2 separate regions of the Homo sapiens genome follow, and region 2 is linked to region 1. Evidence: chromatin contacts called from ENCODE Hi-C or POLR2A ChIA-PET data. All regions are on one chromosome and are shown on one strand. Each heading gives the region's core, a stretch centred on a gene start or an enhancer-like site at or near the end of the contact. The rest is flanking DNA. Distances are from core to core; before and after follow the strand shown. Region 1 has its middle 67 kb from the start of MAMDC2. Region 2 overlaps SMC5-DT (SMC5 divergent transcript).

Region 1 (6,103 bases), core at 1,875-4,374:
CTTGTGCTTCACTCTTTCATCACAAGTGCCACCATTTCCCCAACACGAGCTTGGGAACTTAGAATCCTCATTAACTTAAGCCATTCCTGCATGAACAAAATTCAGTTTGGAACAGGCATACATGCAAGAGACTGTGCTAGATGTTGCGGGCGATAAAAGGAAACATGTACAACAGTACCTGACCTCAACAAGCCTGAAATTGGGTAGAGTGAGACACATGTACACATGAAAAGTCAGGTAAGGGCTGAATGGCTATGGAATTCACTCTGGGCATGGGTGAAGGGGAAGACCTTGGGCAGCAAGGTAGCCATGTAGAATACCATGCAGACACCACCTTGCAAGCACGATAAGAGCAAAGGTTGAGACGTATGCAAGAGACCAAGAGAGCTATCTCCAGGTAAGCAGCAAGGCCTCCGAATTTTGCCTTCATTACACTCTGTGCAGCTGTTCCTTCCTTTCTCTAGTTTTTACTGCCTGCTCATTCCAGGTTTGAATTGTAATCATAGCCACTGTTAGCGTTCATTGAGCACTACAATGTGCCAGGAACTGTTCTAAGCACTTCATATATATATTTTATTTATTTATTTATTTATTTATTTTGAGATGGAGTTTCGCTCTTGTTGCCCAGGCTGGAGTACAATGGTGCAATCTCAGCTCACCACAACCTCTGCCTCCTGGGTTCAAGCAATTCTTCTGCCTCAGCCTCCCAAGTAGCTAGGATTACAGGCCTGCGCCACCACTCCTGGCTAATTTTGTATTTTTAGTAGAGACAGGTTTTCTCCATGTTGGTCAGGCTGGTCTTGAACTCCTGACCTCGGGTGATCCACCTGCCTTGGCCTCCCAAAGTGCTAGGATTACAGGCATGAGTCACTGTACCTGGCCCCACTTCATATATATTTAATGTATTTAATCCTCCTCACAACTTAATAAGGTAGATAATATTATTATCCACATTTTACAGATGAGAAAACAGAGGCACAGAGAGGTAAAGAATCATGCCCAAAGTTAAATGCCCAGGAAATTGAAGACCAGCATTCTGTCCCAGTCCTGGTTTCAGATCCTAAACACTTATCCACCCAGTCCACGACTTTCCATTGCATTGCCTCCATAACATTTAAAATCTCAGATCTATCCTCCAAAGTACAACTCTCATCCACTCTCTCATCCCACTTATGAGTGCTTGGAACCTCTGTGTTGTCTAAGAGGTAAGGCTCACAATCTTTAGACTGGGAATTCAAGAGCCTAGCCTTACCATCTGCCTCTGCCCATCCTGCCAATATGGTTTTCTCACATATTCTCCAATAAGAGCCCTCTCTTCTCACCAGTAGGTCTGTTCATTGGCCCTGGAAGACATCCTGCGTGTTTATATCTCCTGGACCCATAATCGCAGATATGGCTTCCAGCACCCGTCAGATTACACCATGTTGTGTACTGAACAAAACTGGGCATCAACTCCAGCAGCAGGCGGACCAGGGCAGATCTGAAGGCCTGGCTTCCAAAAATGCAACCCAAGGTTAAATTGTAGTTAGACTACACTCTTCCTAATTCAAATGCCATTCATCATCAACTAAAATTGCCAAGTATAGTTTTGTTCCGAAATCAGAATTCCTGTCATTCTATGCTGCTATACAGTACTGTTGCAATTTTATTTTAACCTAATGCCAAACTTTGCATAAGTCCCTTTTCAACTTTACCTTACTAGCTTCTGTCCATTTTTCTCCAACCTGGGAAGATCTTTAAAATACTAATTCATTTTACTCACATAATAACATGGTCTTATCCACAAATCTAATAAAGATATTATTTACCTAGCCATCTATGTTGTTTAATTAAAAGTATCTTAATAGTATTTTGCCAAAGATAGCAGGGAAGACTACTTTTTTCTCAAAATGGCTGTGATGCATTAAATCAACAGCCATATAAATTGTTGATGATCCAGCCTATGTTTGTTTATCTTGCCTGCATAATTATCATAGGATGTTTTATTTAAAGATTTGTTAAATTTTTTATTTGCAGGATACAGATATATTCCTGATAATAAGCCTAATGACTTTAAACCCAAGTCACCTTATTTGGAGATAATTCTTGGTTTATCTACACGTGTTTCTGGTGATTATCTACTTTTCTAAGTGCTTGAAAACCACCCACTTGTTTAGTAATCTAATCAAAAATTTTACTGGCAATTTAATACTAAGTTTGTGCTTACTATAACACCCCTTCTAAAATTAGAAGGTGCCCAGCTCCATCTTGGGTGCCTTCCCTCTTTGCAATCATTTTCCACTTGAGCCCAGGAATTTGAGACCAGCCTGGGCAACATGGCGAAACCTCATCTCTACAAAAGATACAAGTGTCAACTTATCTACAATTAGCCTTTGGGATGCTGCGTCTGCACAGATTTGTGTCACTCAGCCATGAATGACACATGTTACACTCAGCCTTCACTACGTGTGGCTTTCCTCCCAGATTCTGTTTCTGTTCTTTCTTTAATTTTTTCTTTTTTCTTTTTTCTTTTTTCTTTTTTTTTTTTTTTTTGAGACGGAGTTTTGCTCTTGTTGCCCAGGCTGGAGTGCGGTGGCATGATCTCGGCTCACCGCAACCTCTGCCTCCTGGATTCAAGCGATTCTCCTGCCTCAGCCTCCCGAGTAGCTGGGATTACAGGCATGCACCACCACGCCTGGCTAATTTTGTATTTTTAGTAGAGACAGGGTTTCTCCATGTTGGTCAGGCTGGTCTCTAACTCCTGACCTCAGGTGGTCCTCCCGCCTCATTCTCCCAAAGTGCTGGGATTACAGGCATGAGCCATCAAGCCGGCTGTTTCTGTTCCTTCTAAATCTGGGTTTGGTTGTACCCTAAACACACTCAGTTTCTTTAATGTTTCCTCAGTGAACTTCTCATTAGAATAACCCAAGATTACAGAGTAGGCATTTCTTTTCTAAAGCTACTTATCCTTCTTAAGTGATAGTCCCTTTTAGAAACTGACTATGGGCTCACTTCGCCTTTCTTAGACTAAAAAAAAAAAAAAAAAAATCCAATGGATGTGTCTGAACATGCCCATTTGTCCGTTTCTCTGCTATTACAAATTCCAAGGTGAATCAGTCATTTCCTCCCATGCTTCCCATACCTTCTGTTTCACCAACTGGCCTTTCCTTTTGGTCAGAATTAAGTGGAAGCTCGATTCCCTTTGTCCTCTAATCAGCTGTTCCACTTTTAGCAGTAGGAGCCTCCCAGCAGATGTTTGGAGAGTTTAAAGTCATGATATCACCGCATCACTATTATAGGACCAAACAGTCCTCACCCCTCCTCACTTCTCTGTGTCTTTTCATCTCTGCACACATGCTGCCATGCACAATTCTGGAGTTTTCCACCTGGCACTTTGTTAATATCTAGTGTTCAAGTTGAGTGGGAGGGCTGGGGCTGAGAAAGCTTAGAGCACCAGCTAGACATGGATCTAGAGATGTGTCAGTAAGTGGGGTCCAAACCAACCTTCAGGTCCTGGAAGTACATGAGTAAAGGACAAACCCTCTGACTTAGTTTAGGGGAACCATGTAGTTTCAGGGACCTAAACTGCACTCCAGCTCTGGCAGTAGAGCATGTGGCCGAGATTATGGCAACCATGACATTTGCTCCATAACCACAGTGATTAGTTCAGCAGTGAGCGCATAACTTCAGTCAGACTACTTAGAGAAAACCTCAGGACTCCTGCTGGGGATGTTGGGAGGGAGCTTCTCTTGCCTCTGAGGAGAACAGGAAGCCCATAGAGCTGCTTGTAGCCATCTTAGGACCACAAGAAAATTTCGTTTTAGATGAAGTCGACACCATGGAAGGGGAAACAAAAAAATGAAAGCAATCAGGTTCTTGATAACATCATTGAGCTATAAAACCAAGGGTTCCCTTTGGCCGGCCTTCCTTTGGATTTTCAGTTCCTCTTAATATGAAGCCCATATGAGTTGGGGTTCCTATTCAAAATATGTCCTTCCATTCCATAACCAGATCCAAAGTTCTGTTTCACCAAGTTGCAACAACAACCATGAGACTGGGTTAAAATACTAAATTTATTCATTTTTTAAAATTACCATTACTCTGTTTATTAAACCCAAGCCAAAAAAAGTCATTTTTGTTTGTTTTATTTTTAATAAAAAGAGACTTGGGAAAATGTATCATTTGGAAAATGTCAATAAAGAGAGACAAAGTTGCAAGATATACAGGATTGTTAAAGGAGCAGGTGTCAGGAACTAGCCATGACTACAGGGATTTGGGCTGAGATAAAAAGAAGACACAGAATTTTCCAAGAAATAGGGTTCAAAAAAGAAGGATGAGGTAACCTACGTCAGGGATGGAGGAATCCGATGAGTTCTCACTGATGTGAAAGACAGGGTGGGAAGGCCAAGAGGCCACCCATTTGCGGGCTGGTGGGAGCAGGGCCATGACTGGCTTGGTGTTCAGAATTGATAGGATGTTAGGTGAGTCAGAAAAGGACTGAAAGACTAAGAGAATAAAGAATGACTGGACGCTGAGAGGTGATGCAGGGAGAGAAGGTGAGTCTGGCAAAACTGAAGGAGTGGAAAGGTGGAGGCAACACCCTGTGATCAGAGTCGGCTCTGAGCTCCAGCCACTTAAGGACATGTTCATCTTCTGCTCCCTGCTTTGCCTCTATGAACACTACAATAAGTATGATGAATTATTCTCTCCAAATGCTGTATTTCCCTAATATGATCCCCCTACGCCCTTGTTTCCATGGCCTCTGTCTCAGTCTTAGGCACAAACATGTCATACCTGGGCAGTGGGTGGCAGAAACTGGATCATTTAGTCAAATGTTGATGGTATATGTGAAGTTTCATCCCCCTTCCCCTGCCCCAGCCACGTACATGAACATCCCTTCAGTCCTACAACCTCCACAAGAAAAAGCCTATAAAACATCTGAAGAAGCTTTATGGTTCTCTTCCCTCCCAATTCCATGTTACTCCATGGTAGGAAAAGCAACTTGTACAAACCTCAAAGGGCCACAGAGATTATCTACACCACTTCTCTACCTTTGAAATCGGTGAAACTGAGGCCCAGAGAAATACAGATACTCACACAGTCAGCTAGTGGTCAAGCTGGCATGAACACTGCAGTGCCCTGAGCTGTAGCCCAGCATCTGTCTCTCCACACAATGAGGGCCTCTTCATCTTTGGAATTCTCACCTCTTTTTACATCAAACAAAACTTGGCTTAAGACCCATGATTTGCCGGGTGTGGTGGCTCACGCCTGTAATCCCAGCACTTTGGGAGGCCGAGGTGGGTGGCTCGCCTAAGGTCAGGAGTTCGAGACAAGCCTGACCTCGGGGTCTCAAATAGAGACCCCGTCTCTACTAAAAATACAAAAACTAGCTAGGTGTGGTGGTGGGCACCTGTAATCCCAGCTACTCAGGAGGCTGAGGCAGGAGAATCGCTTGAACCCGGGAGGCAGAGGTTGGAGTGAGCTGAGATCACGCCATTGCACTCCAGCCTGGGCAACAAGAGTGAAACTCTGCCTCAAAAGACAACAACAACGACAACAAAAAACCCTCATTTATATCAAAATCCATCCTTGTTTCAACATGATTCCTGTGTTTGGGGTGTGTCGGAGGTCGGCGGTGGGGGGTGTATTTCAGTCTCTCTCCCCACTAGAGTAGAAGTCTCTCCAGGCATAAACCACCTCCCTGCCTCTCGCACTTCTCTGTCCATTTAAATCAGTCCAGTTCCATACCCCACCCTGGGACTATAAGTCCTGAAGAGACAGGGACTGTCTTACTAATCTTTTTGTCCTTGGGTCCTAGGAGAGTACCTGGCACACAGTAAGCGCTCAGTAAAAGCTTATCTGATAAAAACAGCTCTGTGTCCCAGCACAGGGGCTCGTGCCTATAATCCCAGCACTTTGGGAGGCCGAGGTGGGTGGATCACCTGAGGTCAGGAGTTCGAGACTAGCCTGGCCAACATGGTGAAACCCCAACTCTACTAAAAATACAAAAAATTAGCCAGGCGTGGTGGCAGATGCCTGTAATCCCAGCTACTAGGGAGGCTGAGGCAGGAGAATCACTTGAACCTGGGAGGTGGAGGTTACAGTGAGCCGAGATTGCACCATT
Region 2 (6,103 bases), core at 1,796-4,295, 250 kb before region 1:
TGCATCGATCTCAGTGGGAGCTGCAGACCGGAGCTGTTCCTATTTGGCCATCTTGCCAGCAAAAATACCATGATTTCTTTCTTATCTGAAAATGACATTATTTCGTCCTCATTCTGGTTGAATATTATTTCCTCTTAACATTTTAAGGTTTTTATTTCCCTGTCTTCTCACTTGCTTCATTATTGACGGGTTAGATTTTGTTTAATTTTCATTCATTTGTAGTTCATCTGTCTTTTCATTTTGGTTGCATTTTTCTCTTTGATTTTGGTGTTCCATAATTTCATAAAGTATTTAGGTATAGATTTATTTTTATTTATATTGCTCAGAATTTACTGAACTTCATGATTTTGAACATTTTTGTCTATAATCAATTCTGAAACAGTCTCAAATATTCTCCCTTTGAGCATTACCTCTCCCCCATTCTCTTTTTCTGTCACTGATTTCAATACATTGACTCTCATTCCTATTCTTTTTCATGTTTTCCATTTCTTTATCTCTCTGTGCTGTACTCAGCTTTATTACCTTGTATTCCAGTTCATCATTCTCTTTCTATTAGATATGGCTAATTGCTTGTTTGTCTTTCACACTGAATTTTTAATTTTATGACTATTATTTATTATATGCAGAAGTTCTATTCGGTTTTTAAAAAATCTACCTGCTTTTTGCTGGGTGCAGTGCCATGTGCCTATAGTCCCCGCTATTTGAAAGGCTGAGGTAGGAGGATCACTTAAGCCCAGAGTTTCAGGCTATAGTGCACCATGATTGTGCCTATGGATAGCCACTGTACTCCAGTCTGGGCAACATAGTAAGACTCTCTCTCAAAACAAAAACAAAAATGAAAACAAAAACTATCTGCATTTTCATAGAGTATTGGCTTCGTTATATCTTTTTCTAATCATTTTAAAAAATACTTAAAGTGTCTACAAACAATTTTCATCTTATGAAGTCTTGGGTATATAATTCTTCTGTTTCTTAGCAGCTGATTTTTGCTGTTAGTGGATTCTTTCACAAAACGTTCTGTAGTTTTGGATTGTGAGCTTTCTTTAGTGCAGTTTTATATGTGTGAACTCTGCACAGCCTAGGTTGAGTGCACAGTCCCCTAAAGAATTTTATATTAATTTCAACCAGGTGCCCCAAGAATATCACTGGCCAGGGACATATTCTCACATTAAACTTTGAGCTTGTGGATTCCCAGATCATGAGGTCAGGGTAATTTTGCACTCTAAATTTGTGTAATATAACTAGGAATTCTCAAGGAAGAACTCCTATCCCCCATACCACAGTCTAAATGGAGAAGAGTTGGCATCCTACCAATCTCCCTGTGCTGAAGGAAGATTTCTATTTTTATTTTATTGTCTGGATTTACCCTTTTAGTAAAAATGTAGCTCTTCAAGAGTCTTGGGCTTATTTGTGAAGTCTCTGTTCTATCCTCCCCACCCTTGGCAGGCTCTTTTCTGATCCCTTTATGGCTTAAGAGCCTAAGCCCCCAGGTTACCAAGACTGACAACCTCCCTCCAGGTAGCTATAGCGTCAGCTTATGTACTTATATCTCTGCTTTTCAGTTCTCTTTTTCAAAGCAGAGGAGGGGTTGCAGAGGGTGTCTGGACATTTCCCTTACTTTCCTACCAGCTTAGGTATTCATTTACAATAAAGGTCGTCAAATTTCACCAAGAATTTTTAAATGTTTTGTCTTGTGTGTGTATGTGTACACATGTATATAGGGGAATGGGGCAGCGTTTAGATAATTTATTTTGCCACATAGAATACCTTCATGTTCTTAAGCATATAAATCTTGCCATGTTTGTTAATTTTTTGAATAAGCAATATGTTTATATGATATCAATAGGTATACATTGTGATGTTTCACTCACCTGCCTTTATGTATCTGTTTTCCATTTCCCCCCACCCTTTCTTGCCATATTTTTTTAATAGTCAGTGGGGTTTTTGATTTGGGTTCGAATTCACCGTGTATTTTTAAATATACAAGTATTCACGGTGCAGCCTGGTTCGTTTATGAAATGTTAGAGGCTGGGATTATCTGGGGAGAGTAATGTCCAGACAAATATATTAAAATGACCAGTGAAATTGTGATGGATCAAAGAGCACCATTATATTCCTTGTGATTTTTGAAACCTACATGCATGTTTGTACTAAACGAAATGCTTTTACTAAGCATTTGTTTATTTAATCCAGAAATCTTTGTTGAGTATGCTAGGCAGTGGGGGTACAAAACTGAGTAAGTGAGCATTCTTGAGGAGATAAACAAGAAGTTAGCTTTAGCAATGGTACATTTTGCTAGGGGCAAGTGGGATTTTGCTAGGGGCAAGTGGGATTTTGCTAGGGGCAAGTGGAGTGGGAAGAACACAGGGGAAAGCATTACCCAGCTACTAGTCAAAATGAGTTGTACTGTGAGTAATAAAGAAAAAGATGATAAAATGACAAGATTATATGTTTGCTTTATCCTTAAGATGGCGCTGTAAACTCACAATTCCTTCGTAGAAAAAGAATACATAAAAATCACCATATTTATCTGAAATTTCACTGAAACCTTATAAACTGGAATGGCTTCTGTGTGTCTGAGACTGTTGTAGGTGCTCATATTATTCTCGTTTAATCTTTGCAGCAACCTAAGAAGCAGGAATAAGTCTTTGCCCCATTTTGCAGACTAAGAAAAGGAGTCAGAGAGGGTGTAAATGACTTGCCTTCAGTCACGTAGCTTGTAAGTGGCAGACCCGAGATTTAAACAGACAGCATAAATCCAGAAACAGGGTCCTTAATCACTGTGCCATATTACCTCTTTATAGTAATCCATATGTTGAAAATGCAGTGTCATTAGAATTATTAGTTACAAAAACTCAGGGTTTTTTTTTTTTTTTTTTCCAGTTCTGGTTAAATCACACAAGTCCCTGGCATGAGACCAAGAAGTCACAGAGCCCAGGTCTTAGCCCTCAGAGTGTGAGAGAAGACATGAAGGCATCAGGGACACTGTGCGAGTGGGCACTGCTGCTTTCCACTGCTCTCCCTAGACTGCAGCCAGGAGGCTGCCTCTGCCCTGCCAGGTCAGATTCCCCCAAGAGGCCCTCCCATAGCACCCTGGGCATATGGCCGTTTTGTACTTAGCACTCCGAACTGTGTTGACTGGTTTCTCTCTCTCTCCCTCACTAATCTGTGAGCATTTTTGTAACCTCCATGCTCCGTACAATGCCTGGAGCATAGATTTCTCAAGAAATCTTTGTTGAACCTTTTCTTCCTCCATATTAAACCAGACCTTGCATCACAGGCACTATTTTCTCAGTATTCAGTCCTTCACTCCCTTCTATACACAAATAATCTCCATCCTAGACAGGAAATTATAGGAGAGAAGGCAATCTGTGTGAGAAAGCAATTTCTATTTGAAGCACTTGTGTGTTTAGGTGCTGCTGAGAATTGCAATAAAAGCCAACACTGGGCTTAAATTGTTAAGCAGTATCTGTTAGCTAGCATTTCTTCTCCCTGGGCATTTCTAAACCTGAGAAACCTATAATGTGCTTACTGTCCTTCCATGTATTCATCCATGTGAAATATAGTTAAAATGAAGGTGAAATATAGTTGAAATGAATGCCAAAGGCAACTTGGAAAGGGAAAAGAAGCATCAAACAATCGAATTTTGTCGAAGAAGCATAAATGAGGGAAGGGGAGTTAAGCAGCTCACTTTCCACCTCCTTTTTTTCTCTTAGATTAACTTCAGGTTGTTTCTTAGCAACAACTGGTAAGAATTACCTCCTTTTCTGCTCTAAGCCAATATCCAGTACCCCAACCCCCACCCTCTTTTCCCCCAATTTCCAAAGTTGGCATCCCTAGTAGGATTCCCAGTTTAGCAACCTTAGAGGCAATTTTGGTAGCCAATAAATCCTGTTGAAAGAGGGAAACTTGGAATCTTTGCCTAGAGTGTAAATTGACATTGAGGATGGAGCTGGTAGGAGAGCTGGCACGTTCAGGAGGTGACCTTGTAAGGATAAAAACACAGCTGTGTCAGCGAAACAGACTCTTTGAACAATGTCTGAAAATAGTATTCAACAAATGTTAGCTGTGATTATTACTATGGATTTATGTTACCAGCAAGGAGGCTGGTGAATGACTTTATTCACTCACCACATATTATAACCCCCTTACTAGGTACCAGATACTGTGTTGAGTCCTGAATATGCAATCTTCACTCCTTAATTCAGCAAATACAGTAATTCAGCAAATAACAGTATTTTTATTATAGAAAAATATTTAATTTGTATTCTTGTAGTTTGAGACAGTATCGCAAAGTCCGTTTTCAGTCAAGCTTATATGATTGGGAAAAAATATTACCTCCACAGGGTCCTGCCTGAAATTTAACATCATCAATGGCAATATCACTTCTTATTGATAGCTCTGGACAGGAATAATGCTTTGGAGGAATTATGATGCCTAGCCTAGTACGCAGCTGAATAGGTCAACATCTTGAAATCTTCCTTCCCCAATGTTTCAGCTCTGTTTAGGGATTTCCTCCACTATAGGCAGTTAATCATAAATAGAAAGAATTTCATTTGCAAAATTTTGTTTTATTATAAAATTTTATTTTCTCCATAAACTTCAGAATATTTATTTTGTGTAGCTGAGAATTTTTTGTTTTCTTTGCATTCAGAAAGATAATGCTCTTAATAGATTAATTTATGAGTTTGGACACTCTTGAGTGGGAAACCCTCCCAACTTCAAGAAAACAATGGACTTTTGGCTAAAGTAGTAAAGAGGTATGAGCCTTTGAATCAGACCAGACTCTTAAATTCCTCCATTTAACAGATACAAAATCTTGAGTAATTTCTTCACTCTTTTGAGACTCTGTTTCCTTATCTGTGAAAGAGCTAAAATATTTCCATCTCACAGAAGTGGGAAAGACATTCATTCATTCAAGTATTTTTTTGTTGCACACTTACTATACCAGACACTTTCTGGGTACTGAGAATACAAAAGTAAACAAAACAGCAAGAAATGTTGTACTCCATGTTAGGATATAGAGTTTACATTCTAATGAGATAAAAAATTGAGATTGTCTATGTGAAATAAAGCATGCTATAAAAATTATTGTATCAGTGGAGTAAAAAGAGGTAAGGGAAAATTAAGAGAAAAAAGTAATAATTATTATATTAATGTATAGAGTGCTTATGTCACTAATAAAAAGGCTTAAGCATTTTGTTGTGGCAGAGTAGAGATTCAAATTAGAATCTGCAGTGTTGTAGTGAAGATACTCTGATAAAGACAAATAATGTAGAAATGAGTTAATTGCTAGTGAAAAGATTTTCAAATTATTTTTATTAGGTAATTTTATAATTTCATAGCAGCTGTTAGGATACACAAACATATATATACAATTTTCTAAACAAGTAAATAAAAGCAGTTTAGTATATCTGCCTGAATTCATATTATTCAAAATCTTACCAAAATATTTATTATAAAAATCAGTAAAATTGTTTAACACATTTATAAAAGTTGCTGGGTATGTATACATAAACATTTTAAGCTTGCTTTACAAAAAAAAGTTAAATTTCTATCCATGTGCTCATAGTGACTTCAAAGGTAGTTCAAAGGGGGAATAAAGAAGGTAGCATTGCCTTGTAATACAGCATTAATTAATACTGACTTACCCTTGGACATTCATGAAAGATCCTTTGTTATCACATATGGTGAAAATATTAAAAATTAATACTCCATTTCTATGAATAAAACATAGAAAATAAGACTTTATTTTTCCAGACTAACTCATTAGCATGAAAGACTGCATTCATTCTGCAGATATTACTGACACCCCGTATTATTTACTTTAAAAATATTTATGATACTTAAAATTCAAAAGGAAACCTGCAAGACCTATTTTTCTCCCAATACATTCACTGAATGCAGATTTAAATGAGTGCATCTCATTTTGATTGTGCCCTTTGTGTACTTTAAAATGACTACAATATAGTACATTTGTATTTTTAACTGGTACCAAAATTAAGATGAATGATCTATGCAAAACCAGTAGCCTGTATTTCTAGTAACAGTTGTCATATGCAAAAAGAAAAAAAGAGCCCTGAGTCAGTATGTTTTTGCAAAA

What was found. A loop is a pair of places that touch in the nucleus more often than their neighbours do. ChIA-PET counts read pairs that join two places held with the same protein, here RNA polymerase II (POLR2A). Pooled maps may share reads with other maps.
Region 2: a map of left cardiac atrium shows a loop between it and region 1 (11-fold over the local background). The contact joins two enhancer-like sites. A Hi-C loop is called at or near these places in 52 of 168 maps with a recorded cell type or tissue (A673, Calu3, HAP-1 and 28 more), 10 of 37 single-sample maps with no recorded cell type and 43 of 50 pooled maps. POLR2A ChIA-PET finds 5 or more read pairs at or near these places in 2 of 52 experiments (WTC11 and activated T-cell).

The regions. Positions count from the first base shown.
Region 1 is chr9:69,973,417-69,979,519 of GRCh38, reverse strand. No RefSeq gene overlaps it. Among named protein-coding and RNA genes, the nearest start is that of MAMDC2, 67 kb to the left of the region's middle. Within about 2 kb of position 3,124, at least 5 of the 41 ENCODE cell types and tissues checked have a DNase peak (open chromatin) inside an H3K27ac peak, as active enhancers do.
Region 2 is chr9:70,226,170-70,232,272 of GRCh38, reverse strand. SMC5-DT (SMC5 divergent transcript) reads left to right here. Exons shown (of 4, transcript NR_039990.1): 3 at 2,884-3,059. It overlaps MAMDC2 (MAM domain containing 2), which reads right to left. Exons shown (of 14, transcript NM_153267.5): 14 at 5,301-6,103. Among named protein-coding and RNA genes, the nearest start is that of SMC5-DT, 30 kb to the left of the region's middle. Within about 2 kb of position 3,045, at least 6 of the 41 ENCODE cell types and tissues checked have a DNase peak (open chromatin) inside an H3K27ac peak, as active enhancers do.